Regions from separate parts of the Mus musculus genome. Here region 1 is linked to region 2. Evidence: chromatin loops called from intact Hi-C (ENCODE). Cell type or tissue: left cerebral cortex. All regions are shown on one strand.

What was found. A loop is a pair of places that touch in the nucleus more often than their neighbours do. Peaks named below come from ENCODE experiments on the same cell type or tissue, not always from the same donor. Only the 100,000 strongest peaks of a DNase experiment are listed, where the experiment ranks them.
Region 1: a loop joins it to region 2, with 2.3 times the contacts of the local background. A loop is called at or near these places in 4 of 42 quality-filtered maps.

What each region holds. Positions count from the first base shown.
Region 1 is chr6:137,554,300-137,562,299 of GRCm38, forward strand. The region is part of intron 2 of Eps8 (epidermal growth factor receptor pathway substrate 8); the gene reads right to left. Among named protein-coding and RNA genes, the nearest start is that of Eps8, 91 kb to the right of the region's middle. In left cerebral cortex, no CTCF peak of the experiment used is centred here; DNase peaks (open chromatin) are centred at 4,766 and 6,168; H3K4me3 peaks cover 210 bases.
Region 2 is chr6:137,466,720-137,474,719 of GRCm38, forward strand. No RefSeq gene overlaps it. Among named protein-coding and RNA genes, the nearest start is that of Eps8, 180 kb to the right of the region's middle. In left cerebral cortex, a CTCF peak has its summit at 3,030 (motif pointing left); DNase peaks (open chromatin) are centred at 4,635 and 5,577.

The DNA.
Region 1 (8,000 bases), 88 kb after region 2:
GTCACACTGTGGATTTTGTCCATGGGGTGCAGGCCGACATGTTGGGGTAAGCAGGCTATGTTAGGCCAGCAGGAGGAGGGAACATGGGAAGTATCTCTAAGCAAGTCCTTCTTTCTCTCCATACCCATAATTCCCATCTCTAAGCTACTGAGAAAAAGGCAAAAGATGAAGAACTTGGGAAGAAATGCATAACGTTCTAGTTAAAGTGAGGAATCTAAGAATAAGAAGTCAGGGCTGGAGAGAGCACTGACCACTCTTGCAGAAGACTTCGGCTTAATCCCAGTACCCACATGGTGGCTCATAACCATCAGTAACTTCAACTCCGGGAGATGCTATGCCCTCTTCTGACCTCTGTGGGCACCTGTACACATGTGCTACATACCAACTTAAGACACATACATACACATTCATAATTAAAACAAAATAAATATTTAAAAGGCAATGCGTCATTTTTAAAAAGAATTACAAGTTGTCAACTTTTCTAAACAAAAATCCTTCTAAATTAATTCCAAGCGTCTGCTACATGAACTGGGTACCATTTAGTAAGAAAACTGTCTGATTTTCAGCCAAATTGGCTTATGAAATCAATACACTAAGGGAACTAAATTTTACTTGTGCTGCAAACAAAAGTAACACAGAGGAGGAAGAGGAGGAAGAAGAGGAGGAGGAAGAGGAGGAGGAAGAGGTGGAGGAAGAGGAGGAGGAAGAGGAAGAGGAGGAAGAGGATCTTTCACTTGTATGATCATCTGCCAGGATCACAGGAATCCCATTAAATAAAAGCACATCTCTGCCAGACTCAGAGGGTAAATCAGGCTTCTAGTGACAAGTCCCACGTCTAGTGACAAGTCCCACGCCTGGAGCTACTAATAAACACTGCAGTGGAATAAACTCCACCAGTCCACCACACAGACGACTATCACAAGAGGCTGGGTTCATTTATTACACACAAGATTCCACAGACTGCTTGGAAAGGGTCTGACGATCTAGAGCCCTGGATTGTGTAAGCTTCCGTCATAGCAGGGGTGAGGGGCACCGAGGATGGCTAGGAAGAGAATTTGGATGAAGGCAGGCGTGGTTCAAGATGAAGAACGAGGACCCTGGGATTTCACAAGAGCAAGAGTTCTGAAAGGGCACGGTGGCTTGGTGACCTAGCCTTGGTGTTTACTCCCAGCTTTTCAGTGGCGTGCTTGCAAAGCAAGGGGACAAATGAGTGATTCTGGGCAATGCGTGTATCTAAAACGTTTATGATACTAGTTAATGAAGTAAAACAGCCACAGAGCCATAGCTCCCCAAACTGCTGTTTTGAAAACATTTCCTTTTTATTGGGGAATTGAGTCCATTGATATTAAGAGATATTAAGGAAAAGTGATTGCTGCTTCCTGTTATTTTTATTGTTAGAGTTGGAATTATATTTATGTGGCTATCTTCTTTTTGGTTTGTTAAAAGAAGATTATTTTCTTGCTATTTCTAAGGTGTAGTTTTCCTCCTTGTGTTGGAGTTTTCCATTAATCCCATATCCAGTTACCAAACCCAGACACTATTGTGGATGCCAACAAGTGCTTGCTGACAGAAGCCTGATATAGCTGTCTCCTGAGAGGCTCTGCCAGTGCCTGACAAATACAGAGGTGAATGCACACAGCCATCCATTGGACTGAGCACGGGGTCTCCAATGAAGGAGCTAGAGAAAGGATCCAAGGAGCTGAAGGAGTTTGCAGCTTCATAGGAGGAACAACAATATGAAACAATCAGTACCCCCAGAGCTCCCAGGGACTAAACCACCAACCAAAGAGTACATGGAGGGACCCATGGTTCCAGCCATATATATAACAGAGAATGGCCTTGTGGGACATCAATGAGAGGAGAGGCCCTTGGTCTTGTGAAGGGCCACAGTATAGAGAAATGCCAGGATAGGGAAGTGGGAGTGGGTAGGTTAGTGAGCAGGTGGAAGGGGGATGGGATGGGGGGGTGTTCAGAGGGGAAATGGGGAAAGGGGACAAAATTTAAAATGTAAATAAAGAAAATATCTAATTTTTAAAAAGATGAAAAAAGAAAATTATTTCTATGAGTTACTTGACTAAATTACATTTTTAACACTTCTCGAAACTTTGATGGTGCTGTGTCAATATGTATGTATGTATGTATATGTGTATATATGTATATATATATATATGTGTGTACATGTATATATGTGTGTGCATATGATTATGTGCATATATGAGTGTGTATGTATGTATGTGTGTGCATGTGTACATGTGTGTGCATGTGTACATGTGTATATGTGTGTGCATGTGTATGTGTGTGTGCATGTGTACATGTGTGTGCATGTGTATATGTGTGTGCATGTGATTATGTGTATATATGAGTGTGTATGTATGTATGTGTGCATGTGTACATGTGTGTGTGCATGTGTATATGCGTGTGCATGTGTATATGTGTGTGCATGTGTATATATGTGCGCATATGCACAATGTTGAGCTGCTAGGAGGTGAAGCCTAGCAAGCAGGAGTAGGTGCCTAAGGGTGTGAATCTGAAAGCTGTTATCTCTCCGGGTTCTAGCCTTTCACTCTGCCTTCTGGCCCTCCTTGATATCAACAGTCTCTGCCACAGACTCCTACACTCGATTGTTCCTGCATGCGTTCCCTGTGTGGACAGAAAACCTTTGAGACTCTGAGACAAAGTAAACCCTCCATTCCTTAAGTAGTTTCATTGGGATAGCCCAGTCACCTTAAGTAGTTTCAGTGGGATAGCCCAGTCACCGTGGCTCAAGAGTAACCAGCACACCCCTGCAATTATATCCTCTCCCTCTCCAGCTTTCCTCACTGTCTGGTGATATGTGTAATCCCAGCAGAACCCCAAATGTGAGGATATGCCAGTCCATCATGGGGGGGCATTTTGGACACCCATGGGGTTAGGAAGAATGTGGGGTGAGGAAGCCAACACTATCCCTGGTTTTTCAGCGAGTTCCCTTCTCTGCTCTTGGATATGTCACATACACTCACAGGCTCCCATTGAGCACTGATCAAATGAGGCACTGGGGCCTCTCTGTAAGGGTGCGCTGCAGCCTCACACTTCCTTAGACCTAGCAAAAGCCACAGGCTAACCTAGTTGTTCGCTTGCTGCTCAGGAGTTTACCTGCACAGATCATCTGCCAGTAGAGAGCAGGGTAAAACATCAGGTAGGAGGTGCGCATGCATGTCCACTGATCTCTGGAGTGAGGGGAAAACATAGAAAGATGCATTCTTCTCTTGGGTCTCCACAAAGCTTGCCTATAACACAGTGTGTAGCTGCTGGAGATTCTATCTTTTGTTTTATAAAAACTTTCACTCCTAGGCAGACATGAGAATCTCACAGTACCATTCTCAAAGTCCTTAGCTGAGAACTCTTTGCTCTGCCAAGGGCCAAACCATTCCATTCCAAGATGATAAAGTGGAAATTTTTCTAGGAAATAAACCAGCATTCAGATTTTTATAAGATATGGGGGACACATTACAGGAATGGTGCTTAATCTCAGAAGCAACTGTTCAAACCTCAGAGAAGCCAGCAGCCAGCACTGTCCCTGACTGGGAGGAAATGGGGGAGGGTGTGGGGAGGACCTACAATGACTATGCGCCAGAAAGAAAAACCAACGCCTCCAGCTAACCCAAGCCCAAGTGCTTAAGATTAAAAAACTAAAAAGAAAAGAGAAGAGAAAAGAAAAGAAAAATTATCAGTCTACTAGTGTAAATGAAAAGGGTAGGCACATCATGTGATGGTTTGTTTGTGTTTGGCCCAGGGAATGGCACTGTTTCGAGGTATAGCCTTGTTGGAGTAGGTGTGTCACTGTGGGTGTGGGCTTTAAGACCTTCATTTTAGCTGTCTGGAAGTCAGTTTTCTGCTAGTAGACTTCAGATGAAAGATGTAGAACTCTCAGTTCCTCCTGCACCATGCCTGCCTGGATGCTGCCATGTCCCTGCCTCAATGATAATAGACTGAACCTCTGAACCTGTAAGTCAGTCCCAATTAAATGTTGTCCTTATCAGAGTTGCCTTGGTCATGGTGTCTGTTCACAGCAGTAAAACCCTAACTAAGACAACTACCCACAAAGCCCCACAGCTACCTGACCGGCTTTGCAGACCTTACAGGACTCAAATTACAGCAGTTTACTCTTAGAAAAGAACTGACTCTGTTCTTTCCTGCGACAGTGCTAGGAGACCAGAGCCAGGTATGTCTCTCTGAGCTCAGGAGCTGCCCAGTGTAGGTTCTGGGGATCAAACTCAGGTCTTCCTGAAGTGAAGGAACTGCTATCAACCGCTGCACCATCTCTCCACCTGCCTCCATCTCTCTCTAAAAGATTTCCCTAAGGAAGTCAATAGTAAGGACATCTGACCGATCTCCTTCATGTCTTCAATACAACCACCTCAGCCATACCTTGGGGCATACCTCATTCTTCCATTCAGTAACCATACAGCATGAAGTTAGGGTTTTTAAATCTTGCAGTGAAGAACCACTCTCCATGACCCTGCTTGAAGCAAAACTGTCACGGAGGCGAAACTAGTTTAAGGATGTAGGTTTGAATTGAGATTTTTCTTTTAAATACTCACTGGGCACACTCACTAAGACACTCCGTGTGAGCGCACACACTAACAAAGCCTTCTGTCAGCGTGGTACGAGGTCAACCCCGATGGAACATTCGATCGGAAAAGCAGAACTCTGGGTGAAAGTCAAGCCTGTTTCCAGCAAGTCCGAGACTGACTCAGAGGAAAAGTGCAGTCCGCTGACTCACTCGCCCACTTCCTGAAACACCCAGTGTTTTTCTTGGAAGGGAGTTGCACACCGGCACCATCCCCATCCAGTTCTGATTAGACAACATAGAACCTAACCCAAACGGCCAAAACCAAGTGAACTCCTCGGAGCTGGCTTTCAAAGCAGACAGCATTCCTCAAACAGGCAATGCCTGGTTCCGAGGGCGAAGACTTTCAGCCAAACACACATGGCCAAAGGATACTTAAGACAGCACACCACTGGGTGCTCACGTGCTTTCCTCTTTATAACATAATTTCTCATGGAGAAAGAAAAACCCAGATAGTCTTTACCGCCAAAATTTAAATTGCTTTTAGCTCTGAAAATTTTCCTCTTTGTTTGGGGAAGATGTATGTGTGTGTAGGGGTATGTGTGAATGTGTGTGTGTGGGAGGGGGGTATGTACATGTGTCCATACCTGTCTGCCTGTCAGTCTGTGTCTCTGTGTCTGTGTGAAGGAAAAGTAGGTTTTCATTAAGCAGTCTGAACTGACCAGCCAACGAGTTTGAGGGACCCATCCTCCCCTAGCCCCTCGGCGCTGGGATGACAAGCACACACAAGCTTGTTTTAACACGGGCTCTTGGCATCAGACTGAGATCTCTGCAAGTGCTTTGCCAGTTGAGCTATCTCCTCAGACCCCCAAGCATGTGCCTTTATTTCCTAAGCAACTGTTCTCTCTGAGTCAACTGTGCAGAGCCCATTACAGAAGCAACAAATAACAAGAGTGAGGTCCACAGGTGTGCCAACCATTGCCGTGAAATCTTTGCATGTTTCAATATGGTTGATAATCACAAATCCTCTAAAGAGGCATGTGCCACTCTCTCTATTTACAGGAAACTGAGGCACATGGCACAGAAATACCTGATCCACCATCACCCAGGCTAAACACAGTTGAAGACTTTAACACAGATAGATAAAGGCAAACCTCCAAGCCCTGAGTCTCCAAGTGTGCCCTGGTCTACGAGCCTTGCCTTTTAGGATAACTAAGACGTTAAGAGCATGTTCCCCCTACCACCACCACCACCACACACACACACACACACACACACACACACACACACACACACACACACACACACACAACCTAGATCTACCTGTCTCTTTCATACATTCGTCTGAAACTCCCCGTGTGACTTTTCTGTCAGTAGGAATTGAGTCCTTCTGCAGTATTTCATTGTTCAGCCAAATGGACATGAGCCTCCCTTGTTTGTGAGTTCTGTGTATTGGCAGTATCAAACAGATCTATTAAAAACACTAGCAGGATCCTGTCCTCCACAGGGCCCTTGGGGAAGAAAAATACACATAACATTTCCGTCTTCAAAATAACAAGCAATTATACAGGACCGTGCAGTTTGTTTCCTCTTGAGCAATCCACCCTGGAAAGAGTTCAGACATCTGAGGCCTCTAGAATTTCACTTTCAGCAAGAAGACTATCCTCTTACACACCAGTCAGCAGCCGAGAAGCCCGCTCGATCTGTAACAAGTTCTCGGGGAATTAGCTCAAGTGTTCTGTGATTATGTGTTTCTAGTTCCAAAGAAGTGAGAAAATCCGAGGAGGTGAGGCAGAATAACACGCGAACTGAAATGCGCCTGGCACTGTGACCTTCAGATTAGCGCCGAGCAGGCAGTGTAATGGGCACAAATGCATCCACTAAGGAGCCCTCACAGAGGCAGGCTAAGAGGAATGCCTTCCCAGTTGGAGGTACTAAATATGCAAATGTACACCAGGCAGCCAGCATGCCTGGTGTGATTCTAGGGTCAACAAAGTGTCACCCTGGTTCCTTAAAACATATCCATTACCCAAGCTGCACAGTGGATGCCAATGCACTTATGGAAATGAATTCGTTCTTTCAAGTTAAACAGTTGTGTTCCCCAGAAAGCACTACTAAACCATAAATGCTCCTGAGAGCAATCACATATTATGCCACAAACATGTAAGTAAGAATTATCAGATAATTCCACCAGAATAGGAGGACTCTAGGGGCTCAAAGGCCTAAGAAGCCAGTGTCCCCAGAAACAGAAGAAATATGCTTCCAACAGATGCAGTAGTGAGCTACTGAAAAAGAAAAAAAAATGCCTGTTTAATATTCTCAACTATTCTCAACTATGAGAGAAATAGCAGCTTATACATGGAATGAGTATTTTCTAGAGCGAAACATACTATGTGGCCCCCAAACCCACCTCATTTAGGGGAAATGTATGGCCTATAACACGTGCCCTGCGTGAAGGCATACAGAGCAAACACGATTCACTCACTGCCTGTAGGAACATTTGGGCTAGCAAGACATACATGCAAATAGGAAAGTGGAACACAGGTTAGTAACACTGTCATTGGGATACCAGCAACATCCTATGGAACTGTCTTCCCAGCAGCAGCTGTCAGAGCAATATCCTAGAGGAAGCAAGTATTGGATGGCACAGCAGTGGCCCACTGGTGTGGGTATGGGCAGTCCTGGGACATCCCAGGCATGTCCCAAACGTTTATCTAGTATGGCTTTAACAGTGACTGGAAACGACTGGAACCAAGAGAAGAAAAGGATGAAGGAATGCCTAATGACGGATCCTGAGGGACCTTGTGGAATGTCTGGGGAACACCTTTGAAAATGCTAAGTCCAAAGACAATTATCTATTTATTATTAGAGCTTAAGAAACTATCCGTGGGGGTATTTCCAGGACGGGGATTGTTTCTGGTGCTCAGAGTTCACTAATTTTGAGATAATTTTGTCTGATCTTTTCATTTTGGTGGGAGCATCTACATTCTACCCTATTTATTATTTTAAAATGCACCCCTCTGCTGTTTCCATAGCAACAAACTGATTATCGGCCACCCTCTAAGCATCTGGTGACAGGGACTGGGATACAGTGAAGCCAATGAAGTACTTGCTGTAGAGGCATGAGTTTGTGAGTTCAGATCCCCAGCACCCATGTAAGAGCTGGGTGTGGCTGTGCGTGCCTGGAGCTCCAGTGGTGTGTGAATAGAGGCAGGCGAGTTCACTGGCCATGCAATGACCAAATGGATGTGCTCTGAGTTCAGTGAGACCCTAATCCTGAGACTGCCTGCCGTCTGTGGTCCATATGCATGCACACCTGTGTGCACACAAACGCGTTCCTATCACACACACACAAGAACAACAGTGACGCCATACATGGCGGTGTGCATGCCTGCGATCCCAGCACTCAGTAGGCTGAGGCAGGAGGATTGCTGTAGTTTGAGGCCAGCCT
Region 2 (8,000 bases):
TCTAGTGATGTTCTATTTGCATGGGGGGACAACTTCAAGTGTTTTTCCTGTGTGAATGATTGTTGTGGTCCTCTCGGGGGGGGGGCGCTGTGTTATGTGTTTCAGAGCAGGTAAAGTTAGGCGGGAGTGGGCCCCCACTCCTACTGTTCTCGGTTACTCATGGGGTTTGGGTTCACTCACCCTTACCAGTTCTTCTGCCTGGTGGCATGGTCCACTTGCCCCACATACACTGAATTATAAAGAGGCAAATGTAAGATTCTGACCCAGCTCTCTCCAGCCTCAAAGCCATTTTCCCACCACTTCATGCTGCTTCCCATTCACACTGGTCACTGATAATCTCGAATAGGACAGAGTTACCAGTTTCATCTCCAGGTAATGATACAGAGGACAAGCTTCCAATTTGAAGAAAAAAAATTATATATATATATATATGTGTGTGTGTGTATGTGTATGTATATGTATATGTATAGATAGATAGATAGATAGATAGATAGATAGATAGATAGATAGATAGATAGATAGATAGATAGATAGATAGATAGATAGATAGATAGATAGATAGATAGATAGATAGATAGCTCTTTGCTCTAGCTCCATTCTCTATTGCTGTGGTATGATGCCAGAACCCCCCTGCTAGACTGTGCAGTACCTGGGAGCAAGGACCTGTTCGATTCAGTGATATGTGCTCTGCTTTAGCTCTGTGTATGGTATAATCGTTGTGATTACAAAAAGATAATGAGATATTAAGATATGTTCTATGGGGGTGTGGTGAGGTATGGGAGAAGGGGGTGCCTTGGTGGGCTCATGCCAAGGCATCCCTTCCTCCTGAGGGACTGGCACACAATGGTATAGTATAGAATAGAGTTTATTCAGGGCATCAGACGGCAGTTAAGAGGGTAGTAGAGGCAAAAAATGGCAGATAAAGGGAGAGTGTAGAGAAGTAGAGGCCGGCCGTGACCATGTGGAGAGAGTGGGGAAGGGAATGGAGAGGGGGGATCAAGGGGGAAAGAGGTAAGAGAAAAGGGTAAGAGAGGCAAGAGAGAGGAAGGGGCAAGCAGCCCTTGTTATAGCTGGGCCAGGCCTACCTGGTTGTTGCCAGGTAACCATGGGGCGGAGCTTACCTGGTGTTGCCAGGTAACTGTGGGGGTGGAGCCCAGACAGAATACCAACAATAATGGCTGCTCCAAACTAAGGCCTGAATCAATGCATGGGGCATTGACCTGTGCCGTTCCACACTCTGCACCCTGTGTGCCTCTCCAGGACCTCTGTCTTCCCAGCCCTCCCTGCTTATCCCATGGAGTCCCTGTTGTATTCCGAGCCAGGGTTCATGTAGCAAAGTCTATCTAGCAGTAACTGGGAGAAAAAGGCATTTTAGCTGAATTTTCCTGAGGGACAGAGTCCAGCATAGCAGGGAAGGCAAGTCCTGGAAGTTAGGAAGCAAACAATAATACTTCATCCCTACACAGGAAGCAGAACAAGAGAGCAGGAAATGAGGTAGGCTATAAAGCCTCAAAGCCCACCCATGGTGATGTGCTTCCTCCAGCAGGTTCCACCTCCCAAAGGTTCCCTTAGATCCCCAAACAGCAGCAGCAACTGAGGACCAAACACATGAGCCTAGGAGAGACGTTCCTCATTCAAAGCGCCACGCATTTACTCACAGCCAGTCTCATGCCGGGTACTGTGGAAAGGGCTGCAGTTCAGCAGACAGATGCTGCAAGGCCCCTGCTCTAAGGTGTGTGCGTCCTACCAGGGAAAGCCGGGGAGAAAATAAGAGGCTCATGTTACTATTGACAGGATAGGAACGCACACAGTGTGGGCCACAGGAAGAAGTGGGTTCGTTTTGTTTCCTAGAAAAGTCAGAAAAATAAAAACCCACACTCACACATTCAAGTCTCAGAAGAGTACAGAATCATGGTCAGTCACCACTTGATACATGTCACCACTGTGTTCAGCAAGCATCCAGATAATACAGCACACTAGACACAGAGGCCCAAGTGAGTGGCCAGGCCCACCCTGCCTCTGAACCTAGTCTAGAGTGAATACATCTCCCCAGCTTTCCTCAGACAGCTCTGGGTCACGAGACACTCTGTTAGCATCTGACGAATTTACTATAACTGCAGGCACAAAAGGGCACCTTTGCAGCTCAGTTGGGGCCACGTGACTGGCTATAGACCAATGGGAAGAAGCCTGGATCTCTGAGATACAACATGGACCAAGGACACATGCTTGCCTGGCAGTCATCAGTGAGCTGTTTCCAATCATATGTGTGGTCTCTGAGAGCCTAGTATTACGCTCGGCACTTCATCTGCCCTTCATTTACATGACATCAGCTAATGGAGTATTTTTTTTTTAGGACAATGATATGTAACTGGTAAAGTTCTCAAAAGAAAGATTCAAGGTGAAACAACCATGTAAAGTTAACCCACGATGCAAACCAAGGATGGAGGGAAAGGCCACAGATTAAAAGTGTATCTTTAGCAGATAAGCGTTATTATAGAAATAGACGTTTCTCTTAGTGTTTGTGCTGCTGCTATTGCTTTCCAACGCTTCTCACTAAGTCCAAATTCTCAGGAGATCCAGAAGGATGCACACAAGGCTGTTGTCTGTGGTGCAGATTCCTGGGTTACTACACGTCATGGTGGTTCCACATCCGTGGAAGCCCCAGCACACAGGAAGCGGTGAGCTTTGAAGATGTCAGGCAATATGCAGGAACCCAGTAGGTTATGCTGAATCTGCCATGGTAAGGAGGCCCAGCCTGGGACAGGAGCACAAAGCCAAGAGGACACAAACCTGTTCTTCAGTTCTAAGAACATTCAGAAAATCCTAAGTGCTGTCAAAAGTAGGAGTTGTACCTGTTGCGGCAGTCAAGGCACAAAGCATGGAATGGTAAGATGGCTCATCAGTTAAGAGTACTGGATGCTCTTCCTGAGGACTTCAGTTCAAGTTTTTATCACCCAAACCATGTAGCACACAAGCACCTATCACCCCAGCTTCAGGGCATCTGATGCCCTCTTCTGGCCTCGGTTGGCACTGCACTCGTGTGCACACACCCACACATATAGGCACAAAATTCAGAATACATTTACAAAAGAGGACTCAAGGACGGTGGCTATGGAGTTAGAGTGGGCACCTGTGAGGAATTGGGGAAGGTGTGGAGAATGATTAAAATACAATGTATGGAATTCCTAAAGGTATTCTAAATAAAAAAAAATAGAACTAAAAAGCAAACCATCTTAAGAAACAAATACAAAAAATCGCAGCCTTAGGAGGGCTCCTTGATCTCCCAGACATATTATAATCTCTTGCCTTTAAACAGAAATTCTATAAAGCATAAAGCAAAGCGTGAATGGTCAGCAGTGTAGCATTATAGAACATTGCAGATACAGTGACTCTGTTGTATAGTGTATGAGATGTCAGGTCATAGAGCATCGCTCACCACATCATGGTCAGCTCAGGGTTCTATAACAAGGTAGCCTAGACTGAGTAGGTAATAAACTACAAGGTTCCATTTCTCACAGACTGCTGGCCAGACATCTGGCCAGTTCTTGTGAGCTCCAGTCACTGGCTTCTTGCTTTATCTTAAATGGCATAGAAAGTCAGAGCTATCTGGGGCTTTTAAACAGCGGCAATAATCCCAGTAATAAGGGCTCTCATGACATAATTACTTCCCAAGGCCCCAACTCCTAATTATAACACTGAAGGTGGAGTTCAGTGTATGAACTTGGGGTGTGACATGTTTTTAAACCACACGGAGCTTTTAAAGAATCATATGCATCTAAAAACAATTCCTGGATTAATTTAGGATATATTAGTCACATAATTTCAATTTAGGTTAGCGTTCTACGGTCTCCAAGAGCCACTCAGAGCTTCTTTAATAGATTGGTTTAAAAACAAACAAACAAACAAACCCCCAATGCCTGGACTAGGTGGGCTCTGTTTCTCCAGGGCAATACCCCACATGGTCATTGGCTTTGGAATATTAATTACAGACGTGTTTACCCAGGCTCGGCTTTGAACTTTAACTCTCTGCTAGCATATACTGTTCAGCATGCATTCAGTGTGCCCAGCAACCCATGGGGAGAGGTTTTCTACAGAGCAATGCTGGGGCCTGATTTACACTGTAGTTGTGCAAACCACTTGTGTGGATGCACCGTGCCAACACCAACATTCTTTTTAAAAGCTCACAGCTGGCTGAAGATTTAGCCGAGATGCTAAAGTACTTACTTCCTTATGTATGTATGAAGCCCTGCTTTTGGTCTCCGTCTAGTCTGGATGTGCCAACATATGCCTGTAATCCTAGCACTCAGGAAGTAGAAACAGGAGGGGTCAGAAGTGTGTAGCAAACTCAAGGCCAGTCTGCGCTCCTTGAGGCCTTGTCTGAAAACAATAAATAAATGAATCAAAACTAACTAGCCAACAAAGCTCCCTGCTTCTAAGAGGAAGCCAATTTGTGCAACCCTACTGTGTAAACATGCCTGGGTCAAGTTAAGAGTAGAGGCTTGGGGTAAGCAGGCCCCATTTGTGAATGTCACTTAATCCTCCTATGAACCAGTTTCCTTGTTTGGTAACAGGAACACTAAAGGCTTCCTCCACAGCCCTGTGTAGAGGATTAAATGGAAAGCCCTTGGCACCGAGCCCGGCAGTTTGCGGATGCAGAGCTGAATAACTGAACAGCTCGGTCGGCAGAGTCACCTGCTATCTCAGAGCGCGAGTGTTCTCACATACAAAAGTAGCGTTATCTCCTTTCAGGGGCTGTGGTAGAACACAGAGTTGATTGTAGAGAGCATCAGGCAAGAGCCTGACAGGACTAAGCATGTTCTATATGGTTCTCCAAATCTGTCACTCACTGAGACTTCTGGCATGATATCCTAAGGGTAAAGGTGTCCCCTGCTCCTCTCCTGCCCCCCTGCTTGCTGCATTCAGTTCCTCCCAGGCACATTTACTGTGAGCGTTCCAATCTACTAGATCTGCCCCTGCCTTCCCCCCGACCCCCCCCCCCCGTGTAGCACCCCCCACCCCCCACCTCTGCTGGGCTTGGTGTGGACAACTTCAGAAGACTAAGGCCTCGTTTGTAAAATACCTCCTAAATTCGAGGTCAGTTGAACAAATTCGACAAGAAGTTGGACACAACAGCCGGCAGTGGTGGCGCATGCCTTTAATCCCAGCACTTGGGAGGCAGAGGCAGGTGGATTTCTGAGTTCAAGGAGCCTGGTCTACAAAGTGAGTTCCAGGACAGCCAGAGCTACACAGAGAAACCCTGTCTCGGAAAAAAAAATAAAAAGAAGTTGGACACAACAAGGCGATTTAAAAGAGCTGTCTTCATTTGTGTTCTGTAAATCCATTGTTCCACCATTCAAGCATAAAACAGCAGTAGCCATCTTCCCGTGCTTTATGTTTTATGGCTGCAAGATGAATGAGTTCTCTCAACATGTGAATCCCGCCCTCTGGTAGCGTGCTCTTGAAGATGAGCCAGTAGACATCCTCACGCTGTCTCCCCATGTTTACTCTGCTCTTGTGTACTGACTGCAGGCTACTGGATTATTCATAAGAGGTACCTTCTCACTTTGCACAGGCTGAGCTCCATGAGCCAGGAAACAGCCACGGCAATTGCCTGAGCCTGAGGTCGGATCGCTAGCTCTCTTCACTCCATTCATGCAAGCTTAATAAGCCCTTTCACTGCCTGCCTCCCAAGAGCTGAGCAGGATCCTTAAACTGAGCTTACTGGATAAACAGCCTCATAGTCTCTCACAGCAAATGCATTTCTCTTCCGTTGCTGTCCTGCCATCGGGGTAGACTGAATGGGTTAGCGAAGATTGGTCCTGGTTGCTGGCACGTTATATCATGTATACTTTAAAGAAAGAGGGTTATCAGCCAGATGACATTCTCTGAAGAGGTAACAGGATGGCTAAGATGCAGGACTGGATTTCCTAGTCTTACCCATGCCTAATGTCATCATTACCCATCATTGTCAACCTGATCAGACTTAGTGTCACCTAGGAGACACAGCTCGGGGTGTGTCTTTGAGGGTGCTGGAGAGAAGAGCCACTGTGAAGGTTGATGGTGTCCTCTCATGAGCCAGAATCCTGGTAAAGGAAAAAAAGGGGGGGTAGGGAGGGGGAAAATTAAGGCAAATACCCCATTCATCTGTTTTCTCACTTGGAACACAATGTTACCAGCTGCCTCCCTCTCCTGCAGCCATGCCTTCTCCACCAGGAAGGATCATACCTCTTCAAACTGAGAGCCCAAACACAACCTGTCCTCCCTTAAGTTGTGAATAGTTAACTTTTTTGTTGCTTTAATAAAATACCATGACCAAGGCAACTAAAGAAGATAGTTTATTTTAGGAAGTTCATAACAGCAGAGGAAGCAAGACAGCAGGTGGCTGGAAGAGGAACCTAGAAATATCTTCAATCACAAACAAGAAAGAGGGAATAGGAAGTAAGGCGAGGTTCTAAACTCTCAACGCCCCCCACCCCACCCCCACCCCCGCCTTGTGATGCACTTCCTACAGCAAGGCCATGCCTGTAACCCCTACCCCAAATGTGCTACAGCTGGGGAGCAAGTGTTCACATGTATGAACCTAAGGCTGAAGGTATCCTTCTAACCAAGTTGCTATCGGCTGGTATTTTGTTACATCAACGATAAAAATAGTTACTATTTCAAGAAACAATGAACAAAATCTACTTGTAAATTCAATTGTGAGGACTTGGTGAGGAGAGAAACTAAGTTGCCACAAATTTTTAAATGAGGCTCCAAGGCTTCCCCCCTACAGCATCCAACAGAGACACTGATTTCAGGTTAAGACATGAAATTTCATTTGATAGTACATTTTCAGCCAGTATGGTGGTGCATGCTTCTAACCTCAGTACTTGTGAGGCTCGGTCAAGAGGACTGTCATGAGGTCAAGGTCAGCCAGGGCACATAATGAGTCCCAAGGCTACATAACAAAATTCTTTCCCAAGAAAAAAGGACATTTTCTGCTAACACCTTTTTATATACTGACCTTTGACTTCAAAGAATCTGCAGTTAAATAGGCAACCAAGGGACTAAGTCCAAATTTAGCTGTTCTTCCTTCTTACTGGGTACTTTTTAAAAATAAGCTACTTAGCTTACTGGACTTCTAATTTGTTCATTTATAAAATAGAAATATGTGTTAAAATACTCAGCAAAATACCATTCACACCTTGTTTAATAAGAATAAATGGCAGGACAGAAGTGCTTAGTTTGTGATACCAGCTCAGAACAAGGGACAGTGAAAGGTGAAAAACTCAAAGACCATGGAGTTTTCAGTGTGTGTGTGTGTGTGTGTGTGTGTGTGTGTGTGTGTGTGTGTGTGTGTGTGTGAGAGAGAGACAGAGAGAGAGAGAGAGAGAGAGAGAGAGAGAGAGACAGAGAGAGAGAGAGAGAGACAGAGAGAGAGACAGAGAGACAGAGGTGGGGAGGGAGAGACAGAGAGACACAAACACACAGAGGGAAAGGGGGAGAAGAAAGGGAAAGGGTAAGAGTAGGGGGAAGGAGGGAGAGAAGAAGGGGAGAGGGAGAGAGAAAAAGAGAAAAAGATGAGGCTTTAGTTCTTTATTTTATTGATTATAAGACCCTCTAGTTCATTTCTGAGATAATAGTATCAGACTCAGTGGTAACTGCATTGTGGGGGCACATGAGCACACATACATACCCCCCTCTCATAACTTATATACCCATGCATATGAGAAAATATGGTTTCTGGGCTTTTTTTATACAGCAAGCTAAGAAAATAGCACACTCCTGGTGCCTAGAACTACATATGAAGCAAGAGACCCTTAGCATCAGCCTAGAGCAGGGTCCTCTGGGCCTAGTAGGAGTCCTGGACTACTGGTTCATCTACTTGCAGCAGCAACCTAAAGGCTCTATGCCTCTGCAGGATGCATCTTGGCTCTCAATGCAAGTTGTCAACTCTGCTGTCTGATGGACAGGTAGCACATTAACTTTCTAAAGCATCTCAACATATCTCAAGATGTGAA